Linked DNA regions of Mus musculus: regions 1 and 2 are each linked to region 3. Evidence: chromatin loops called from intact Hi-C (ENCODE). Cell type or tissue: left cerebral cortex. All regions are shown on one strand.

Region 1 (4,000 bases), 210 kb before region 3:
CATCAGCTGCTGGGGAGATGACTGGGATAATGGCTGCAACAGAAGGCAAAGCACACACACCCATGCGGTCCGTGAGAGTGTCCTGAGGCAGGAGTATGACTGACTGACAAAGAGGCATTTGTCTAGAACAGAAATGAAATGTCGAGCTGACGGGTCCAGATCTCTGGGAACAGATGCTAGAAGACATGGAGGATGGCACAGGCGCCACGTCAGTCACTCTGAGGACCCACTCGGAAGCAAAGGAGCACCTGACTGAGGATTTCAGCTATGTGAGGAGAGGGTGAAAGCAAGTATATAGCTCGCACACAAACACACACACACATACACACATACCACATGCATATACAGTACACACATGCATACACAGCACACACACATACCATATACATACACATGTAACACAAACTCACATACACATGCAATGCTCGCACACACAGACACACTTATACACACAAAGGCACACACATGCATATACGTACACATATGCCTATACAAATTCTCTCTCTCTCTGTCTCTCTCTGTCTCTCTGTCTCTCTCTGTCTCTCTGTCTCTCTGTCTCTCTGTCTCTCTCTCTCTCTCTCTCTCTCTCTCTCTCTCTCTCCTGTAAACTTAACTGAGAGCATCTGCCCAGATCATTTCAGTATGGACTCACTCAGAGCCCCAGGAGGAGGGAGACCTACTTGGGTCAGCTTACTGTGAACTCACAGAGAGGCAGGGCCTGGACTAACTGGAAGGGACACCAGAGCAGCAAGCAAGAAGAAAGGGCAATCAAACAAATACCTGGGCCCACATTTCCACCTGAGGGTGACCCCAGAGGAGAGGGTTAGCTGCCTAGAGAAGGCTCACCATCCGCACTCCTGAACTTTGGGAGTCTTTCTCCAGGAGGTGAAAGACCTGAAGCACACCTCCCCATGTGATAGATAACAGTTTTACTTACATGAGATGAACCCACAGTCATGTTAGAAGGACACTGGCTGGCTCATCAGCAAATCCACACTGCCTGGCCAGCTGGGACCTGAGTCTGCCTATGGATTCCACTGTACAGCAAAAATAGACCATGAGAACAGTCTATGAGAACTGAATGCCTTCGGCAGAGTTTGTAATGATCATAATTGTGTGTCTCGTTCTCAGACCAGTCATTGTCTGCTCCAGTCAAATGTCTCTGTGTGTCTGTGTGTGTAGCTTAGTCTACAGTGGTGTGTGTGTGTGTATGAGAGAGAGAGAGAGAGAGAGAGCAGATGATGAAGATAGATAGATAATAGATGATAGATAGATGATAAATAGATAAATAATAAAGAATAGAAGCTATATAAATGATAGATATATAAATAGATGACAGATTATAGATAGATAATAGATAAAGAATTGAAGCTATATAGATATAGATAGGTAATAGATAATTGATGATAAATGTTAGATTATAGATTGATAATAGATAAAGAATTGAAGCTATATAAAAATAGGTAAGAGATGATTAAAGGATAGATAACAGATGATAGATTATAAATTGATAATAAAGAATTGAAGCTAGCCAGGTAGAGAAGGCATACGCCTTTAATTCCAGGACTTGGGAGGCAAAGGCAGGTGGATTTCTGAATTCGAGGCCAGCCTGGTCTACAGAGTTCCAGGACAGCCAAGGCTACACAGAGAAACCCTGTCTCAAAAAAGATAGATAGATGTATGACAGCTGACAGTTATACACATATTCTCTTGAAAACTTACAGTTAAGTCACTCCTTTCCTAGAATCCCCACCCCCTGCCCCATGCTCGTGCTATGCCAGCCACCCCATGGTCTCCCTGACCCACACTGCCTGCTGGGAGCTGAAGGGGTTGCATTATCAGTGAGACTGTGGGCAGTTGTCCTGACACTCTCAGCACAGAGGCCACACAAAATCCACTCTGAGAAAAGTTACCTCCCTGTGTGAAGACTAGCCGCATACTCTGTTGCTTGCCCCTGAACCTGAGATCCATAAAATGCAAACAATTGGGCATTGGTGCTTCTTTACTGAGGGAGTTCAACCCTATTGCTACCTTCCCCCATCAGACACCTGGAGACCATTACCGGGTTTTTCTGCAGTGTCCACAAGATGCCACAAGGGGGCAGCAGTCACACTGTTTAAAGGGAACTTAAGACCCTGATACCACAGGAAAATTTGGCTATTAAAGCAGAAACCAGTGCTTTTCCACACTCTTCCCACAACCCAAATTTAGCAAATTGACCGGAGGTGCTCTGTGTACCAGTTCAGGAGCAGCTACAAGCATATACGCACACACGTGTACATACATACATACATACATACACAGCACAAACCTGCCTATAGCACACATCTTTGCATATGTGTATGCACACACAGACGTATTAGCTTGTATCTGTGCATGCACACCATAAGTATGAACAAGCATGTATAATTGCATGTATGCATATACACACAAGCACACAATCATATGTGCATGGGGTATATGCACGCACACACATGCACACATACACATAAGAACATATACGTGGGGCTGGAGAGATGACTCAGAGGCTAAGAGCGCTGGCTGCTCTTCCAGAGGAACCCTGTTTAATTCCCAGCACCCACATGACAGCTCACAACTGTATGCAACTCTAGTTCCAGGGGATTTGACACCCTCACCCAGACAGACATACAGACATACAGACAAGCACAATGCACATAAAAAATAAAAAAATAAAAGAATACACACATGATCATGCTATACAGTTCTGTATATGTGCAAGCAAACTTACACTGTCACACACATGCTCACATAAGCATATGCATGCATGTCCACAGACACATACTCATGTGCACATGCATGCGTATGTGTCTGATGTACATAGACGCATGCATAAATACACACATGCATGCTCACATACCTAAGAGGTGTGTACACATGTGTAGCATCTCATAGGACAGATAATATTTGCTCCATGTGTGCTCAGAGGAATGACACCCTGGTAGGAACCCCTCTCCTCCTCAGGTCCTCGGCCCTGACACTTCCTGTTTAAATTCTGCTGAGCCCACATGTTGCAACCTGGGCTGAGAGACACACCTGCTCTATAGACATGTCTTGTATGGTCCACTGATAGTTTATAAACTGAGTTGTCAACGTTTCGAGACTGATGGATTCTGCCCACACCCACACCATCTTCCTGACCATGGAACGTCTTGTCTCCAGCAAGATGAACTTGTCCTGGGGGCAAGCAGCGACTGATCAGAGGTGTCTTCTGTAGAGGTGGCTGCCCCATCCCATGGACCAGTGCTCTGCCGCAATTCTCCTACTCCCTCCAAGCCTTGGTCAGTGCTCCAGTCAGCTGGAGTCTGCACGGGTCCAAATCTGTATTCCTTATACCTAACTTCTCCCAGAAGCATCCCCTGTACCCTCGTGAGCTCTGATGAAACTTCTCCTCGTGGCAAAATTGCTCCCAGCTCCACCTAAAGCCTTATCCCGGCACCCCTACCCTGGCAGCATTTGGGCATAGGGTCTTTGAAGAAGTAGCCAATTGCTAATGAGCCTGCAAGAGTGGACCCGGATCTAAAGTGCTACTGTCCTTAGGAGATACTGCAAGATGCCTAGCACAAAAGAATGGTCTCTTGTGGACCTGGGAGGCCAGGCCTGGGGAAGAGAGGAGTAGCTAAATCTGCCAGGCGCTAGCTTTTCCATTTTTTCCGGGAGACGGTCTGCCCACTGGTACTGTAGCTGTCAGCTCTGCCCTGTGCTGGCGTGGGCAGAAATTCAGGAAGCAGCGTGCCAATTCAGGCCAAGCAAGATGGGGTGGGGAAATTGCAGCCTCAGCGTCCTGTGGCAGGAGTTGAAGGCGCAGAGCTGGGACCCAGCATAAGAGGGCAGTGCCTTAAGCTCCTCCCCCTGCTACAGAGCTGGCCCCCATGTGTCCAGAGGTGGAGAGGACGAAGGCAGGAAGCCCAAGATCCCTCTAATGAGTTTACTCAGCCTTTGGAATATCAAGTATTTGTTTTCCTAAGACTAGAAAGAAGGA
Region 2 (4,000 bases), 230 kb after region 3:
AAAGAAAGAAAGAAAGAAAGAAAGAAAGAAAGAAAGAAAGAAAGAAGGGGAGGGAGGGAGGAAGGAAGGAAGGAAAGGAAGGAAGAAGGAAAAAAACTGTAATGGCAAGAAAGATGTAATCACACTGTGGGAATTGGTTTCAACATAACATGTCTTTGAAGATCCAGCAGCCACGTGGCTTTGGCATTCTCAGGTGCTACTGGCTGGAGTTTCCGTTTGCAGGTTTGAAGGATGCGCCTCAGCCCACATGGTGGGGCAGGCAGCCCTACAACTGGCCATGTTAGGTGATGGAGTGTTAGGGGATGTATCTTACACGCGTTCGTGACCGGCCAGGAAAGACGCAACAAACCGGAATCTTCTGCGGCAAAAGCTTTATTGCTTACATCTTCAGGAGCAAGAGAATGGCGAAACCCCGTCCCTTTTAAGGAGAATTATCCTCCGCCTAGGACGTGTTGCTCCCTGATTGGCTGTAGCCCATTGGCCGAGTTGTCATCACGGGGAAGGCAGAGCACATGGAGTGGAGAACTACCCTTGGCACATGCGCAGATTATTTGTTTACCACTTAGAACACAGGATGTCAGCGCCATCTTGTAATGGCGAATGTGAGGGCGGCTCCCCACAGATGTAGGGTGATGGAGTCTCTCCATTTATCCTATAGGTGGGTCCCAGTGCACCTCTGTGGGTTAAGAAGACAAAGGTGGCCCACAGAGGGTTACCAAGGCTGACTACATAGAGCCCCATCTACATAAACCGTCCTGTGGGTGCCAACCCCATTGGCAAACCCCTGTCTCCAAAAATATTTATATTACATTTTATAACAGAGGCAAAGTTACAGTTACAAAGTAACAATGAGAATAATGTCATGGTTGGGGGGGGGTCACCACAACATAAAAGGTCACAGCTTTAGCAAGGTTGAGAGCCGCTGGCATAAACCCTATGAACATCAGGTAAAGCAGAAACAGAAGGCATCACTGGAGAAAACAGGTGTCTGAACTGTACCCTACAGAGGCTACAACCAGTGTGGATCCTGACTGCTTCAGGCTGGACCTGTAGAAGTGGTAAGATGAAGGGGCTGGAGTCACCATGTCAGGCCATGAGGGTGGCAAAAAGAAGCCCCGAAACAGCCCAAGAAGCAGGCGGAGGGGATGGACGAGGAAGATACGGCTTTCACGCAGAAACGAAAGGAGGAACAAAAGAAACTCAGGGAGCTAAGCCAAGGGGAAGACCCCTGGCTACAGGTGCAATTACAAAATCTGGGGGGGGAAAAAAGCAAGCTGTTCCTCACATCTGAGGTGATGGTGACCCTCCTCTTCCATTCCTATTTACACATCTGGATTCCCTGCCCCAACATCTTTGCCACTACAGCTAGAATGAAGTGTTATTCTGTAACCTGTCAAACATCTGGATTGCCTGTCATAACATCTTTGCCACCTGATAACTAGAATGAAGTGTTATCCTGGAGCCTGTTGGTTGTACACTGTAATAAACTTTTTAAAAAACAAACAAACAAACAAAAAAATGAATAAAGTAAATAGAGCAATGGCTCCATGCCTCTATTGTTCAGCAATTCCTACCTAGGCTGTGAATCTAAAGTGAACCCAGTCTGGAATCCCGCCAGAGCCTGCTGTCCTATCCTCATTGTACTCTGAATTCTGTACCACTTTGAATGAAACCAACTCATTTAAAAGAAAAAAAAAAAGTTAAGACCTCCCACCTCACACAGTCCCTGAGTGGGTATCACGGTGTGGCAGGCTGCACGTGACAGCTGGATGTGAGCAACATGAGGTGACAGTCTGAGCTGAGGCAGAGAAGCTGGTGTCCATCTAAGAGTCCCAAAGGCTAGTCTCTTGAGGAGGGCAAGGCTAAGCATCTCCACTTGCAGATGGCTCCCCGTGCACCCTTCATATGAGGCAAGGGGGGCCTGGATGGGCTGGCGCTTCACCTGGATTCACCTAAATGTTATGCTTGAGGACAGGAGCCTGGTGAAGCTGGGGGTGTGACTGAGCAATAGCGCCCTCACCTGGCATGTTCAAGAACTCTCATCAGGATGTAAACAAAGTCATTCAAAGGCTGGGCACCCAGAGCTCAGGGCTGCACCCGGAGCTCAGGGCTGCAATCCCAGCCCTTGGGAGGCTAAAGTAGGATTACCATTAGTTTAAGCCCAGCTTGGTCTTCAGACTAAAAGCCAGCTTGAAACAAAACAAAACAAACAAAAACCAAAGGGAAACAAAACAGAGAAAGAAGAGAAATATCTGCTTCAGTTCTTTTTTTTGGGGGGGGGGGGGCCGGGGGCGGGAGGCAGATTTCGAGACAGGGTTTCTCTGCGTAGCCCTAGCTGTCCTGGAACTCACTCTGTAGACCAGGCTGGCCTCGAACTCAGAAATCCGCCTGCCTCTGCCTCCCAAGTACTGGAATTAAAGGCGTGCGCCACCACTGCCCGGCCTCTGCTTCAACTCTTTTTAGTTTATTATTTTATGTGGATAGTGTTTGCCTACACATGTATAAATTTCAAAGTTGCTTGGAAAGGAAGGAAGGTCACACCGGAGAGTCATCTGGAGGCCTATCTCTGTCCATCCATCTCTTGTCTCTCCCATTCCCAAGTTCCCTATCATCTTCCAGGAGAAGTACTGACCACCACTAGTAGGAGTCAGGGCCAGTCTTAACCAATGCCACCCGATGCCGTCCCCATGGGTGACGGTTGTCTCCATGAAGTCCTGCAGTAGACTCTTCTACAACTGTGTCTTTTATCAAATAAAACAGCAGATTGTCCCAGCCAACGCTGTGCTCGCCCTTCCAGATGGTACCAGCATGCACTCCCCTACTCTGGTGACTGTCAGGGACTTAGCCTCAGAAGCATGGGACCAGGCTCCTGGGACCCTGTGCTGCCCACGGATGGCTCCAGATGCCGTGTCTGCTCTGAACTGGCCCTGCGACCCAAGTCATAGTGCCTGCTCTGCAGACCCTCAGAGCTTAGGAGGAGCTGAGTTGTAGCCACACCCTCCACATGCCACATGGGTGGGGTGGGGGTGGGGCTTCTTTGGGGGAGGGGGCTAATCTAAGCACTGAGGATAAAGTCCTGGAGCTTCCTCCTTCCACAGCTCTGCCACCTTCCTTTCTCTCTCTGGATAGACAGATCCAGATGGGACAGATAAGAGACAGCTTGGACAGGTAACAGAGTCACAGAGACACAGAGCGCAAGATGACAGATAATTGATAGGTAGACAGATGATAAACTCACGCATAGACGATGAGAGAGATATGGGTGGTAGGTGATTGATAGGAACAGATGATAAATGATTGGTAGGCAATTAAATAGGTAATATACACCCGCTGGATGACTGATAGATGAAGATGATGGATCAGAGATACATCAACAATAGATGATGGATGGATAGATGATAAATGGTTGGTAGGTAGAAGGTAGGTGACAGATAGATGGATAATGTAATGGACAGATAGATGGATAGTGTGATGGACAGATGAGTGATAAGTAGATGATAAGTATATAAATAGGTGGGAGGTGGACTTTTTTGTTTGTTTTATTTTTGTTTTTCAAAACATGGCTTCTCTGTGTAGCCCTTGCTGTTCTGGACCTTGCTCTGCAGACCAGATTGGCCTCGAACTCAGAGACCTCTTGTCAGGAGCCATCTAGAATAGGGTAAGGCTAGCAGGTGGCATTCCTGGAGGTGGCCCACCATTTCTGCATGGTCTGCGATGGATGATCTCGACGGCAAGGTTCCAAAGAGACTTCACTTCAGGATCGCTTCTTGTAGCTGATATGCCTTTCCTGTAATCATTAAATTAGTATAATGATCCCTGGGCATTAACCCACCCTATTGATCAGATTTCCTGCAGATCAACATAAAGATGAACTGTTATGAATTGATGCTGTTTAGATGAATGGATGAGTCTACAGAATTCCTGATTTGATTCAAATAATTCTAGGAAAAGTTTTAAGAGCTGGTCTTAGTTGCTTTGCTAGAAAGATGTAATAAAGTTG
Region 3 (4,000 bases):
TGCATCTTTTTAATGACCGAAAATTGCTATGACGTGCACCATAAATTATGCTACCTTGCATAATACCCACACAACTGGGTATTTCTGTGGTTGCCTCACAAGCCTGCTCTCCTGACATTAGCTTTTCATAATTAATTAGTTTCCCTTAGGGGCTGATGCGGGTACAGTCGCCCTTAAAGTGGATTAGTGGAAGCCAAATTCGAACTGCACTCATAGGGGTCCCCAGTAGGTGGTGCTGTTTAGGGAGGTTGTGTAACCTTTAGGGGGTGGAGCCTTGTTAGTGGAAGTCTGCCCCTGGGGGTGGGCTTTAGGGTTTATAGTCTAGCAGGGTTGGTTGTACTTTCTGTTCTTTCTCTGCTTCCGGTATACAGATTTTTTTTTAAAAAAATGTCATCAGCCAGTTTCTTGTTCCTGTCACCATGTTTTCCCTGCCTGTTGTCATGTCTTCCCGTCCATGAGGAGATTCTCTTTCTGGACCCAAAAGCCAAAATAAACTCGGTCTTTAAGTTGCTTTTGGTTATGATGTCATACCATAGCAAGGGAAGTGTAACCGGTATAGAACTCTAATGCAGAGCTCATGTCTACTTGGTTTGGAAGAGCATTTCCCCTTCATTTGAAAGATCGAGTCTCCAGTAAGGAAGAAAAAGTGGTTGACACAGAAAAGAAATGACAGAAATAATGAGAACAAGGCCACGTTTAAGGAACGATTTGTAAAGCCTCATAGCATTCATAACTTTGTGATAAAATCTAAATACATCTGTGATGTACATCTATGATACATTTACAATATATATATATGTATATATATATATATTTAATATCGTAGTTTAAGCCCATGAGTCTCTCTTCCTGGAGGACTCTTCTTCTCCATCCCAGCCCCACCCCTATACCTCTGAGACTAAGGTCTCACATCTCTGTTTGTGCATCCTAGGATCCCCACAGCGTCCACCCCACCACCAACCCTTTGCCCCTCTTGGAACTTCTCATACACCAAGGCAGGGTTTCTCACAATAAGGTCCCTGCACCCTGCAGATCTACTTGCCTTGTCTCCCGAGAACTAGGGTTAAAGACATGCACCACACCGGACTTGTTTCCTGTGTGTGTGTGTGTGTGTGTGTGTGTGTGTGTGTGTGTTTGTTGTTTTGGGGTTTTGCTTGTTTATGGGTTTTTTGTTTTGTCTTGGGCTTTTTGGTCAAGTTCTTGCTATGTAGTCCCAGGCTTGCCTTAGCAGGAACAAGCCTTCTGTCTGAGTTTCCCAAGTTTTGAGGTTGCAGGCATGTGCTACCATATCTGTGAAGGTATTGATGGACCTAATAACTAATACTTTTAGGGTTCTGGTCAGCTGACAATATAAGGAGAAGTTTCAATTATGAAACTCCCCTAGTTCCTCTCTGGGTATTTTTAAACTCAGGGTGCACTTTGTGACATCAGATGCATTTGTTGCTAGGGAAACTGAGCAATGCATTGCCTGCAGCTTGTGGTAACACTTCCCAGGTATTTAGAACCATTTGGTGCTTCCTGTACAGTCCCTCACTCCACAGCTGCCATCCCTCCCACTGCTGTCCCTTCAGGACCTGATTGTTCTCGCAGGAAATATGTGAATGGCAGTCTCTTGCGTTACGGCACCATCTAGTGGTGCCGTTGTGGAACAGCTTGCTTGTCACCCGTGGAAGAGTTTGAGCTGTTTTTCAGATTGTGACTTCTAGGGCTTACAAAGTGAAGGCTCTGGGTCTATAATCCCATCATTTTGGTGGCAGAGACAGGAGGATCATTGCAGGTTCGAGGCCAACCTGGTCTACGTAGCAAGTTTAAAACCAACCAGAGACCCTATCTCAAAGAAATAAAAATAAAAATAAAGGAAAAAGGAAAAAAAAAAAAAGAGCCATCAAGATGAATCTATGTGTTCTTCAAACCTTCAAACTACTGTTTGTGCCAATATCTTGGCATTTCTCATTAACTTTCTTTTGTTGTTGTTTTCAAGACAGGGTTTCTCTGAATAGTCCTGGCTGTCCTGGAACTCAGAGATCCACTTGCCTCTGCCTCCTGAGTGCTGGCATTAAAGGCTTGTGCCACCATTCTCATTAACTCTCTAAGAGTGAATGAGATTAGCTTTATTTTTTTCTTTCCCTACACACACCAGGCTAATTCTACACACACATACACCGCCCAGTCCTCCAGCCTCCACCTCCAGAATGCTGGGCATGCTCCCCCATACCCAAAGAATGCCGATACTTCAAAAAAGGAAATTCTTTCCTCCTTTCTCAAATTTACCAAATCAGGGATGTATGGAAATCTCTAATTTTCAGAAGCTTTTCCAATGGCTTTTTACACTCAGGTTAACATGGAAAACAATAGAATCTAACCTGTCCCCTTCACTTAGTAGGAGATTATGGGGCTGAGAATCCATCACCCCACCCCTCCCAGCTCCTGGCAAGTATATTTCCTCATTAGTAAATGTAACATCTGCTTTCTAAGTGGAACTTTCAAGCAAGCCCGAGAGAAAACCATGTCTATAGATTAAATATTCCTATTCTGAAACCTCCAAGTCTGAAGTGCTTCAAAAATCAACATGAAAACAGACATGTCACTAGTAGGGAATCCCACAGTTGACCCCACAAGATGGCCCCAGAATGCAGGTACACTAAAGACCTGGCATAAAATCACCTTTAGTCTGTTTCTAAGGTAAGCTTGAAACTAGAGTGAATTCCATGGTTTTATTTCACTCACAAGACAACCTCATTTGGTATACGCAAATATTTAGATAGCAAAAATGATCCAAAAAATCTCAGACAGATGCCAAACATGCTAAAGAAGACATATCCACTTCCCTTTATTTATTTATTTAGCTAACTCAACACTACAAGCCAGGAGCCATCTTGATTCTCAGGTTGTCAGGTTCCTGCTACAGCGAGCTTGCCATCTGTGGAAAGGTAACTTTGTCGTATATCCCATATATCCTGCGGCTAGAACGAGGTGAGGGGCTCTGCTTTGTTTTATAATGCCCCCCCCCTTTTTTTTTTACTGGTGTGTTGATTCCATGAGGAAATAGGATGTTAAGACCAATTAACTCAGGGTGGACCTGCATAGCTGCTTATGGATCACGTGAAACTGCTTGGACCAGAGACTCGCACCTGATCACGCCACCTCAATTTCATCTGCAGTGGGTTTTGGCACAGGGTGACTCTAACGTGTCCTGTGGCGATACTGCAGCAAGTGGCGCGAACCTGCCTCATCTTCGCTTGGCACGAACCAGTCACCTACTCCAAGAATTTGGAAAAATGAAAATTTGGAAAACGACTTATCCTTTCGGCTTTCCTTCAAACCTCATACGTCTCAGGGGTGGAATGGCTTGCGACTTTTAAGGCCAGCCAGAGATGGAGTCCCAACTCTTTCTCTGCAAGACGCTGGAAGGGCCACCATTGAGTGAGGAGGATTCGCACCTGGAGCAAGGACCAAGAAGAATGGGGCTTGGGTGTGGTCTCGAGACCCCGCCCCACACAAAACCGCCACCCACGTGGCAGCCAATCAGGGCCCAGCACGTGTCCACCTCGCCGTTAACCCAGAGGTCTGTGGAGGTAGCTCGGCCGAGGCCTGGGCGGTGGGGCGGAGGGATCTGGCAGTTGGGGCTGTTAGCAGGTGCCGCAGCAGGTGCAGCAGCAGTGCGAGGTGGTGGCAGCCCCTGCGCCCGCGAGAAGCCTGCTGCAGGGGGTGGCGTGAGGAGCCTCAGGGACTGCGGACCTAAGCGTGCTAAGCACGGGGCCAGGATAGGACTGGACGCTGCTGGACCACGACGATCAGGGTCTGGAACCAAGCTGTGCCCACCTGTGTCTTGACCTCGACAGACCTGTACCCAGGCCCGGGCTTGGTCTCTACCTCTCTCTATGCTCGAGCTTTACCTATCTCTGCCTGGACCTTGACACCTCCTTATTGTTCTGGGCCTATTTCCCACCTTAACCTGTTCTCAGGCTTCATCCCCATCTCTCCTTGTGCCTAAGCCTGG

What was found. Peaks named below come from ENCODE experiments on the same cell type or tissue, not always from the same donor. Only the 100,000 strongest peaks of a DNase experiment are listed, where the experiment ranks them.
Region 1: a loop joins it to region 3, with 9 times the contacts of the local background. A loop is called at or near these places in 15 of 42 quality-filtered maps.
Region 2: a loop joins it to region 3, with 4 times the contacts of the local background. A loop is called at or near these places in 11 of 42 quality-filtered maps.

The regions. Positions count from the first base shown.
Region 1 is chr5:128,520,773-128,524,772 of GRCm38, forward strand. No RefSeq gene overlaps it. Among named protein-coding and RNA genes, the nearest start is that of Gm38612, 48 kb to the right of the region's middle. In left cerebral cortex, a CTCF peak has its summit at 2,106 (motif pointing right); DNase peaks (open chromatin) are centred at 2,102 and 3,710.
Region 2 is chr5:128,962,534-128,966,533 of GRCm38, forward strand. No RefSeq gene overlaps it. Among named protein-coding and RNA genes, the nearest start is that of Rimbp2, 11 kb to the left of the region's middle. In left cerebral cortex, a CTCF peak has its summit at 2,010 (motif pointing left); a DNase peak (open chromatin) is centred at 1,975.
Region 3 is chr5:128,732,556-128,736,555 of GRCm38, forward strand. Piwil1 (piwi-like RNA-mediated gene silencing 1) reads left to right here and starts at 3,691. Exons shown (of 22, transcript NM_021311.3): 1 at 3,691-3,799. In left cerebral cortex, CTCF peaks have their summits at 222 (motif pointing right) and 1,635 (motif pointing left); a DNase peak (open chromatin) is centred at 1,606.